2 separate regions of the Homo sapiens genome follow, and region 1 is linked to region 2. Evidence: read pairs that join two places in POLR2A ChIA-PET (ENCODE). Cell type or tissue: A673. All regions are shown on one strand. Each heading gives the region's core, and the rest is flanking DNA. Links, peaks and the distances in the headings are about the cores only.

What was found. ChIA-PET counts read pairs that join two places held together with the same protein. Peaks named below come from ENCODE experiments on the same cell type or tissue, not always from the same donor. Only the 100,000 strongest peaks of a DNase experiment are listed, where the experiment ranks them.
Region 1: POLR2A ChIA-PET joins it to region 2 with 10 read pairs; 2 of 35 experiments call an interaction of 5 or more read pairs at or near these places.

What each region holds. Positions count from the first base shown.
Region 1 is chr2:121,048,106-121,053,475 of GRCh38, forward strand. It overlaps LOC105373587 (a long non-coding RNA gene), which reads left to right and starts at 1,355. Exons shown (of 4, transcript XR_923267.2): 1 at 1,355-1,476; 2 at 3,898-3,976. In A673, for the core only: no CTCF peak of the experiment used is centred there; no DNase peak of the experiment used is centred there.
Region 2 is chr2:120,956,485-120,961,854 of GRCh38, forward strand. The region is part of intron 5 of GLI2 (GLI family zinc finger 2); the gene reads left to right. Among named protein-coding and RNA genes, the nearest start is that of GLI2, 220 kb to the left of the region's middle. RefSeq lists an enhancer at 3,421-3,920. In A673, for the core only: a CTCF peak has its summit at 2,363 (motif pointing left); no DNase peak of the experiment used is centred there.

The DNA of each region.
Region 1 (5,370 bases), core at 309-5,308, 92 kb after region 2:
GCAGGCCTGCCTCTTGCCATCAGTTTTCCATTCCTAGCCTGTTGTCCATTCGCTCAAGCCTGGGCTTCCAACACTTGAAAGGCAATAAATGACTCCACTTCTTCTACTGTCCTGCTGTCCTTCTCTGAGACAACTTCTGAAGGCTGACTGGGGCAGGGGAGGAAGAGAAATGCCAGGGGTAGCATGGGATGGAGAATGGGGAGTGGCTGGCTGGATAATAGCCCCCGAAGGATGACCATGTCCTGGGGCCTAATCCCCAGGACCTATGAATGTTACCTTACATGTCAAAAGGAACTTTTCAGATGTGACTTAATTAAGGATTTTGGCTGGGCACGGAGGCTGACACCTGTAATCCCAGCACTTTGGGAAGCCAAGGTAGGAGGATTGCTTGAGGCTAGGAGTTCGAGACCAACCTGGGCAACACAGTGAGACCTTGTTGCTGCCAAAAAATAAAAATAAAAAAAAAATTCACCATGCATGGTGCTATGCGCCTGTGGGCCCAGCCGCTGGGGAGGCTGAGGCAGGAGGATGGCTCAAGCCCAAGAGGTTGAAGCTGCAGTGAGCTGTGATGGCGCCACTGCACTCCAGCCTGGGCAACAGAGTGAGACCCTGTCTCAAAAAACAGAAAGAAAGAAAAGAAAAGAAAAAGAAAGAGAGGAAGGAAGGAAGGAAGGAAAGAAAGAAAAAGAAAAGAAAGAAAAGAAAGAAAGAGAGGGAGGGAAGGAAGGGAGAGAGAAAGAAAAGGAGAGAGAAAGAAAGGGAAAGAGAAAGAAAGAGAAAGAAAGAAAGAGAAAGAAAGAAAGAAAGAAAGAAAGAAAGAAAGAAAGAAAGAAAGGAAGAAAGAAAGAAATATATTTTTAATTAAGGAGTTTGAGATGGGAGATTATTCTAAATTACCACGCATCAGTGCATCATGCGGTCCAACCACGGGGGAGGTAGCAGGCAGGGTAAGAGAAGATGTGACGACGGGGCGGAGGTCACAGTGATGGGCTTTAAGGACGCACACAGAGACCACAGGCGAGGAATGCAGACCACCAGTGGGATGTGGAGAAGGCCAGAGAATGGATTCTCTTGCAGAGCCTCCAGAGGGAACACAGCCCTGCAGACGCCTTGCGCTCAGCCAAGTGAGATCCTTGTTGGCTTCTCACCTACAGAGCAGTAAGAGAATCCAATTGTGCTGGTTAAGCTGCCAAGTTTGTGGTCATTTGTGACAGCAGCAGTAGGAAACTGGCACTCTTAGTGACTAATTAAAGAGTTCACCTGTCACATCTGCAGGCCACCAGGGTGTGGCCTAATGTGAATCTTTTGTCCCCTCCCATTGCTGATGTCATACAGGTTTGACTGTGGGTCCCCCAGACTCTGCTCCTGCTATGCTCCAACCTCACTCTTCCCTGATTTCTCCTCCTGGCATTCCAGGCTCCTGGACCCCAGTATCTTCTTCAGACTGAGGATTTGACTTCTGCTTGGTCTCCTAGGGTGAGCCCTTGCCCCTGCATCTCTTTTAGTTCTAACACACCAGCCACTTCAGAGAAGCCCCTGACACCCCTGCCTTAGGAGTCCTGCTCCCTCTTCAGGTGGCTCTGCCGGTCTCTGCTGCTTTCTCTCCAGGCCCTACCAGATCCAGCCTCGAGCACAGCTGGGGAGTCAGGGTGCCTGGCCTCACCTTTCTGGACACCCCTCAGAGTGCACTGTCCAGTGTGCTAGCTACTACCCCATGAGACTAGGATGAGACTAAGTAAATTTAAATTTAAATTAATGAAAAGTAAACATTCGGTTACCCGGTCATACTAGCCATATGTCCAGTGCTTAGCAGCCACATAGGGCTAGTGACAACTGTATTGGATGACACTGACATGAACATTTCCATCATTGCAGAAAGTTCCATCAGACAGCTGTGCTCTAAGGCATTCTTCCATCCTTTGAATGCCCTTACAGCCCTGCCCAGCTTAGAGAAAGGAGCTCCTATGTGGAGTTCCACGTGGGTGTGAGGAGGCTGTAATCCTTGCATTCTCTCTCCTTGGAGCACGTCATGTATTTTATGCCTCCTCTCTGTCTAGGGAATGGCTATTTCTGGCCCATAACAAAGAAAGGGTCGTCAGCAGGACACAGCCATGAGCCTCGGCGTTTATTCCTTCCTCTCTGGAGTGCCTTCCCCTACTACAGAGATTTGAAAGCTTGAACTACATTTCCCACAGCCCTTTGCAGTCAGGGTCCTGGTTACAAAATCAGTTCTGTAAGAGAAGCACTTACATGACGTTAGAAGACAGAAGGCAAACAGGAAAGACCAGTGTCCAGCCTCCTGCTCCAGTCGCAGCAGTGGCTGGATTCAGCATCCCCATGGCCAGCCATCAGCTTTCTGTGTCAAAAGGCAGCTGTCTCTACGACTGAGGATTTAGGCCCACGGGCACTGGCAGCTCCCTAATCCCATCTTCCCGATTCCCTGGGTCACAGCTATGACAACGTGTTCCTGGAGTTAATTTCCTGTTCCTTGGTATTCTGGTAGTCATTCCTGGAGACCCAGACTGGAATTGAGCCATCAGCCTCTTCAGATGATTTTGTAAATCTTTAAGTGCCTGTATTAAATCCCTTCCTGCTTAAAGTACCTGGCATGGTTTCTGTTCCCTACACTCAACCTGGACTAGCAAGGAGTCAGTAACAGCTGGAGCAGGTAAATCCTAAATCAGAGCTACTGTCTGGGCATCTCTAAAATATAAATTGCCCCAAGGTCTAAGCGACTTGTCCTGGAAGTAGACGTTTTCGACCTCGATCACCACTGTCCTACAGAGCTGGACCAAGTGATACCTGCCTTCATTTTATGTGATGGTCTTTATACACCAGCTGTTCAGAATTCTTGAACCCCAGAATAAAGGGTTTAAGGAGCCCAGGTAATTTCAAATGCCACAGCTAACTAAAACAATAGCTTTTTATTAAGGCTGGCTTAAAAAAAAAATTGAGTTACAAGGTGAAATGTTATGTCCAAAGTGTGGCTGAACTGTCAAAGGTACACAAAATCAGCCACATGAAATTACAAAACACAAGCTGTTTTGTTCTGTGGAAGTGAAAAAAGGAAATTTTTTCATCAAGCTAGGAAAATGACAAAAATAACAGCACTAAGAACGCCACAGCAATAAGACTGTGAGTGTCATGGTCCCAAGCGTCTCCTGCCACCTCCACTCAGCCACATCCTGCTGTCCTGTCCTCAAAGTCAAGCGCTCGGGTTAATATGCGCATAGCATTGCTTCTCTTCATTCACGTGCACCTTACTCTCCACTCGTGATTCAATAATTCCAGCACAGCAAACTGTGGCTTCTTCCCAAGGAGTAGCAATTATTTGATATTATATCCCAAGAAGCTCATTTTTATCTCCTTGGCAATCTTCTCATAGCAAAGACTTGCCAAGAACAGAGCCTGTGCCCATCTGTCTCTCTCACTTGTTTACTAAATATTTATTGAGCACTGTTATGGGTTGAATGTTGTCCTTCCTTCAAAAAAGATATGTTGTAGTCCTAACCTAACAATACCTTAGAATGGGACCTTATTTGGAAATAGGGTCATTGCAGATATAATTAGTTAAGATGCGGCCATAATCTTAAGGTGGGCCCTTAATACAGTATGACCGGTGTCCTTATAAGAAGATCGCCATGCAAAGACAGGCACACAGGGAGAATGCCAGACAAATATGTAGGCAGAGATTGAGTGATGCCACTGTGAGCCAAAGAAGGCCAAAGATTGCTGGCCACACCAGAAGCTGGAAGAGGCAAGGAAGGATTCCCCCAAAGGTTTCAGAGGGAGTGGGGCCCTGCAGCCACCTTGATTTCAGACCTTTTTGCTTCCAGAACTGTAATAGAGTACATTTCTATTGTTTTAAGCCACCTAGTTGTTGGCACTTTCTTACAGCAGCCCTAGGAACTAACACAGGCACCGACTGCACCAAGCAGGATTCTGGAAGCTGAGGTTACAGTGGAGAAGGAAACAGGTATGTCCCTATCTGAAAAGTTCACAGCCTCCGCCAGCATACCCACCCCTCTCAGATGTCCTTCCCCCATCGTCCTGCAGCCTCCTTTCTCAACCTCTGGGGAATGACTGGGCTGGCGTTATCAGTGCCTCTGGGTTACGAAACCAACGAACAAACTAACCAATCGTGGCCAGCCAGCACTGTTGATTTGGGACCTTGGCCGCAGCGCCTGGCTCTTTAGCTAAGAGCATGATATTTTAGTTATGCTTTGATTCTAACCGAGGCAGCTAATTTTATATATGGGGAAACTGAGGCGTGGGGAACTGAAGAGATGCCCAAGATTGGGGTAGTTCATGCTAGAACCAGATCTAGTGCTGAAGTCCACAGATGTCCAGTCTCCATGTCCTGCCCTCTGAGGCCCAGCTAGAGCCAAAAGCAAAACCTCCCTCTTCCCAGGGAGCATTGGTCCTGGGTCAGTGGCTCAGTCTCCGGGGGACCCCTCTCTCAGAGCTGTGTCTCACCTGTGACAAGCCCCTCCTCGTTTCCATGTCCCCCACCCTGTCCCCACTGGCCCATGCAGCAGCTCCAAATGCATTGGTTTTCCCTGATCACTCACTCTGGGACTTCCATATGCTGAGCCAGGCCAGTCCCACCGGATGTGAGAGCTTGGGGGCTGGGCTCACAGGCCTATGTCAGGCACAGCACACAGTTGCACACTTGGGTGACGAGTGCCTTTGTTTATGCCTCCTCGAACCTGGTATGAACACCTGCATACAATACGTCAGTGTTTCCTGGCCAGGATGAGGTCACAGGCCCTGTAAAAATCTCATGAAGTTATAAATCCTCCCTTATAAAACTTACCATTCAGACTTACACAGAAAACTTTAAATAATTCTTCAGGGGGCTCATGGGCCACCAAAGCCTGTCTGTGTCCTGAGAGGCCCATAGACTCCAGATTAAAACTGCAGGCAAAAGGTACACAGGTTTGTGCATATAGATGCAAGCAAAACCTGCCAAAAGCTACATTAGTGTGTAAATGGTGTGGCATGCATTTCACGTGATTTATTTTGTTTGAATACCTGATGTCAAATATATGTAAGGTGATGTAAGTTGAGTGGAGTGGAAGAACACAGACTTTGGAGTTCCACAGATCTCTGTTAAATTTCTACTTTGCTACTATCCTAGCTGCATGACTTTGGGTATGAAGCTGCATGAATTTGCTTCTCAGCCTCAGTATCTTCATGCGTAAAATGTGGATATGCATGAAGCTATGAATAGAAAATATCTAGTAAAAGGGTAGCCGGCACTTCGAAATTTGACTAAAAAATTATTATATAGCAATCCCTTTTCTCCCTCTTTATCGTTTCCTGTCTATATATAATATGCCATGTCTATCTTAAAAGATGTTTATCCAA
Region 2 (5,370 bases), core at 248-5,247:
CTCAAGGAATAGTGGAGGGAGTGGAAGGCTCAGCACCCCCTCCCATCCCCCAGTCAGCGCCACTCCGCCTGCAGGTCCTGGAGCCCTGGCCAGCGGCACACAGGGAGGCAGGGCAGCCAGTAAAGCTGGAAGCCACCACAGGGAACAGGCAGGCACCTCCTGCAGAGCCAGCCTCCCGGAGCCCTGCCTGGGGTGGCGTTTTCACTCCCTGATAGCCCACGGCAGGGAGACAGGAGCCTGCAGGGAGACCGTCCTGCAGGGGCAGCCCTGGTGCCTGCAGGGCCGTGCAGCCTGTAGCAGGTTGGGGTGGGCTGGTGGGAAATCATGTGGGACCAGGCGGGGCCATGAGACTCAGGGTGGGCTGCTGCCTTGCTCACCCCGACCCGCCCCCAGGGCTCTGTTCCAGGGGAGCCCTTCACTTCTCTAAGGCCTGGCTGACATCTCGCCTCCTCCAGGAAGTCTCTCTGGAAGCCTCCTCCTTCCCTTTCCCCTGCCCCCCTCAGTCACTGGGACAGCTCCCTCCTCTGGCTGCTCCTTCACTCTTTGCCTGGCCCACCTCATACTTACAGCAACCACCTCACATTGCTCCTCAGCTATCTTGAACATCTCCTGCTTCCCAGGAAAAGTTTTGCTGAGAAGAGGGCGGCCAACCTCCGAGGCTGGCCCCTCATGGATATGGTCCTCGCCAGGCCCTGGTGGGAGGCCATAACATGCCTCAGTGATGCCACCAGAATTTGGTCCCTGTGTCTGTCCCGTTCTTCCTTGCCTTTCCCAGCATGGTGTTTAGTCCAGAATTAAGCACACCATCCAGATGTTCAACAACACCTGTCAGCTCTGTAGGACATTGACGTCCCTCTGAGTACACACACATCCATGTGCTCTGTTCCCCTCTCCTCTCAGCAGCCCTACACGGTGCTCCCACAAGCCACAGTGAGGTGTCAGAGATACTGAGAGAAAGTTGTGTGCTAGACACGCTCCTTGCCAATATTAGAAACCAAACAGCAGCAACCGAGTGCATGAAGGATCATGTGCAAATTGCCACACCCGAATGTCAGCTTCCTGCAAGCAGGACCCTTCTTCCAAGGGCCTGAGGGTGGCACCAGGCCAATAGGAAAGTGGACGAGGCAGAGAAACCACGGCCAAGAGAGGTGAGATGAGGCAGGTGTCCCCACAGGGCAGGAAAGGCTAAGCCAGGCAGCCGGGAGTCATCCAGTGATTTTCAGCATGAGCGTCTGTGTGTGCACGTGTGTGTACGTGCACACGTGAGAGACAGTGAATTGGAATGCAGACTGCCTCTGTTCTGTGCTTTTAAACACATTCTTCCATGTAATTCCCTTAGCCACCTTCTGAGGCTAGAAATATGCTCCTTACTTTAAGATGAGCAAATGGGCTCCCAGCATCTAGCGGCTTGACCCAGGCCTTGCTCTGTTTGTTACCAGCACCATCTGCCCTTCCCTGGGCTGCAGTTTTCAGCAGCACATGCACCTGACCAACCATGAGCCCTGGCCCAAGGGAGGGCCAGCCGGGCCAGGTGGACTTGAGCTCAGCCCAGAGCAGCTGGGCCGGAGCCAGAGGGGAGAAGTAGTACAGCGAGCTCCAGGGCAGGCCTGGGTCAGGCCTGGCTGCACGGTGTCCTCCCTGTGGTAGCTGGGCTCAGAGGTGGTGACAGGACTGAAGGGGTGTGGAGTGGCAATCCCAAGCCCTGCGAGCTGTGTGGATTAAACACATTGACTGAGATGGCACATGTGAGCCTGGCCCAGTGCCTGGCATCTAGCAGGTGCTGGAATAATGCTGGTGCAGGTCTCTTTCCACCAGTATATCTTTCCCTCTTTAAATCCACTCACTCTTGCAGGATTCTGTATCTTCATTGTAGGCAGCTCTGTCCACCTGCTGCCTAAGCCCAGGCCCCAGGTTCTCCCAGACCTTTTCCTTGCCATCTCCCATCCATCCCATCCTGTCCCTCAGGCCTCCAAGAGTGGCGTGTCACCCCTCCCGGGCCAGACAGTGACATATCGCCCTCGTAGCACTGCTCCATGGCTGCTGCTCATCCAGCATCCCCATCTTTATCCTCTCCGCCATCCTGCGCTCAGCCCCTGCCACTTCTAGCCCCCTCAGGATAAAATCCAGACTTTAGAACCCCCGTCCAGAGGCCTTCCTCTCCAGCTCATCTCTCTCCACTGCACACTGGTCTTGCCATGCACTGCCCCACATGCAGGTCCCCAGATACCTCCCTGAGCTCATTCCTGCACAGAGTCCTGTGCACGGTGCGCTAGGCCTTCTCCTGAGACCCCACAAGAATCCAGCCCCAGGCCTTTCAAGCCACCAACTAGCTCCACTGCACTAGCGGGACCCAAGGCGCCCCCAACTGGAACTGGCTGGGACTTCTCCTTACGTATGGCCGATGGCCCGCCCTGTCAGGTCTGGGAGCACATCTGGCAAGGAGCAGGTCCTCTGTGTTTGTTGGGTGAGTGAGTGAATGAGTGAATGGCACTTAGAAAAGACCCTGGAATGGAAAGATGCGCTCCAGCTAAGGAAAGAAGCACTCGAGGAATGTAGCTGTTGGCTCACAGGGGACTGGAAGGGGCTGGGGAGCAACTTTGCCTTCCGGGCACTCAGCATTTGGCAGCCCCGGGGGCTGAGCATCTCTGGGAAGCAGCAGAGGAGTGCAGAGGTGAGCTCAGCAGTGGGCGCGAGAGCTCCCAGCCCTCCAGCAGCTGCTGGTTAACTCATCACACCCCACCCGCTGTGCCTTCTCCACCTCCGCCTTGGGAACACATCTGGCTTCAGGACATGGAGGTAACGGGGAAGCATCACCAGATTCCAGAGTCCACCTGAGGAGGGATATCAGTTTCTCCAGCTCCAGTATGGGGTGGGGGTGGGAGCATTTTTCTTATCCATGGATTTCAGGAGCAGATGCCTTCTTTCCCTTTGTTCCCAGTCAGTTACAATCCAAGAAAATCAGAGTAGTCCAGGATTATCTCCTATTTTTATTGCTACTTAATACATTTTTTCCAAAACCAGTTTCAACTAGAACCAGAACCTTCGCTTCACCTTTTAAAAATGCTTTCCGCACTTCCACTTAGCTCCGAGGCCTGTGTGGACGGTTACTCACGTATGTCTCTAAGAGACGCTGAACACAACACCTGGGCTCTCAGCCAGGCGGCTCGGGCTGGACCTGTCTGTGGGGTGTCCCCCGGCCCCTCCCCTCCCGTGAACCATGGGAGCTGGGGAGGTGTTTTCGGTGGGTGCCTGCTCCATGGGTCTGTGCCAGTCCCTCCCGGAAAGCTCCAGACCACACAGCAGAGAATGTGAATGAGCGTTTCCACTAGGTTTCTTTTTGCTCAAATCCTCACTGAGAAAATTGTGTGGGCCATCCCTGGCGCCAGCAGTGCAGCTCAGGAGACCTGTGGAAGGGGCCTGGCTCTCTCTGAGGAATGTGTGTTCACACCAGGAAGCCCCCATACACATCATCTTGAGCATGTGAGCTCTGTGCAGGCGCAGGGGGCCTGGAGAGCTCATGGACAGCCAAGGAGAACAGGCCTTCTCTCTCTGCCTTTCTCTGTCGTTGTGTCTCATGCACACACGCTGGTTGATTCGGCAGGTGTTTATTGGGCACCTTCTATTTACCAGGCTCGGTTCTAGGTCTAGGGACGCAACGCATCATGAGCAGCACACAAGCCCTGCCTTCCTGGTGCCTGAGCTCCAGCGCAGCCCTGTGTGAGTTCCTGGGCGGGACCAAGAATGCCTGTCCCGACCTGACGCCCCTCATACCCCAGCCTCCTTTCTCAGCACCTTCATTCATGGTCCCAGAGGAGGGAGCACTGTAGGGGAGAGAACTTTCCAGAGGTTTTGAATGTCCAGCCAAGGCATGGAGAGGGCTCTGCCAGGCAAGAGGGCGAGCAGGGAGAGGTGGGTGGGAACTCCATGTGGGTCCTCATCCTGCAGGGCCTTGTCCCCAGTACACCGGTTTGCAAACCACCAGCCCAGTTTTTACCTTAGCTGAGTGCCACCTGCACAATTGTGTATTTAGTAATATTTTTTAACAGACTCACCTTTTGGGGTTAAATAAATGGTTCTTCAAATGGAACTTTGTATTTTTTCTGAAATGGAAAACCTAATCCCTGTCTGAAGAGGATGTTCCTGTCTCTGTCTCCATCAAACCTAAAGTAACCTCATCTGGGCCATGTGTGGCCCTACATTTGGGAACACACTGCAGTGGTGGAAGAAAGGCCAGAAGCTAGAGAGGCCTCTACGGGGCTCTTGTGGGATTGGAAAGCCAAGCCCTGCGTTCCTCCCAGGGCACTGAGGCCAGGGTGCCGGCAGGACAGAGGGATTTCCCAGGCTCTGATGAAAACCCACCCTCCCTGGTCTCCCAGTGGTGGGTGAAGGCCCATTTCCTCTTGTTTTTAAAGGGGTCCTGATTTACAGCAGGAAGACAGGAGCGCTGCTGTGTGGGAAGGTGATAGAGAACCAGTCAGGGAACCGAGGTCATCATTCTGCTGAGCGGCTCCCTGGAGAGCGGAGAATTCACTGGTTGTCACCCGGGCCCTAAAATGGAATTTTCTCATGTTATGCTGTTGAATATTGGTGATTTAACGACAGAACAGCCACCCCCTCCCCCTCCACCACATTGAGAAGATTGAGATGTTTCCGACTGAAATGTTGTCTGTTTACTGCTCATACTGCCTCCAAGCCATGCATTTTATTGTCATATTGACACTAATTTGGCTCGGATGTCACCTCCATTCTGACGCCTGTTCTTTATGCTGCCTGTGGATCCGGGGGGTTTTCAGAAACCAATTACATTGATCAAACCCAGAGAGGCAGGAAGAGCTGGTAGAGGGGCTGCCAGAGGCCCAAGTCAGACAGGGATCCCTTTCCGAGACAGGAAGGGGAACCGAGGCAAAGGAAGCCACATTGCAGGTCCCTGCGTGAGATGGTGGAGCTGCTGTGTACAGGCACGGGCTAAGCGGTGTCTATGGGCCATCTGGTAAAGCCACACAGACTGTCCCGCCACACCAGCTTCACGAAGCCGCTTCACAGGAGCCTGCAGCACAGCCTGTTTCTCTGTGTTCATCACTTAGCTAGGCCGTGGTCCTGGCAACTCTGAGCCTCGCTGCTCCACGGCCCAGGCGCTTGCTACTCCCCCATCAGAGGGGTGAGAGGGCTGTGGATGGCTAGGTGTGGGGGGCATTAAGGTCCTCAGGTCAGATTTCCTTAGAGCATCTCCTCGGCAAGCCAGAAAATATCTGGGTGAGGGAGTTGGGCTATGCAGGGAACACATCTTAGCCAGTGAGGATTCAGGGTACCCGAGCCCCACCACCAGGCTGCATCCTGCTGGCCTTGTATTTTTTCCTGAAATGGAAAACC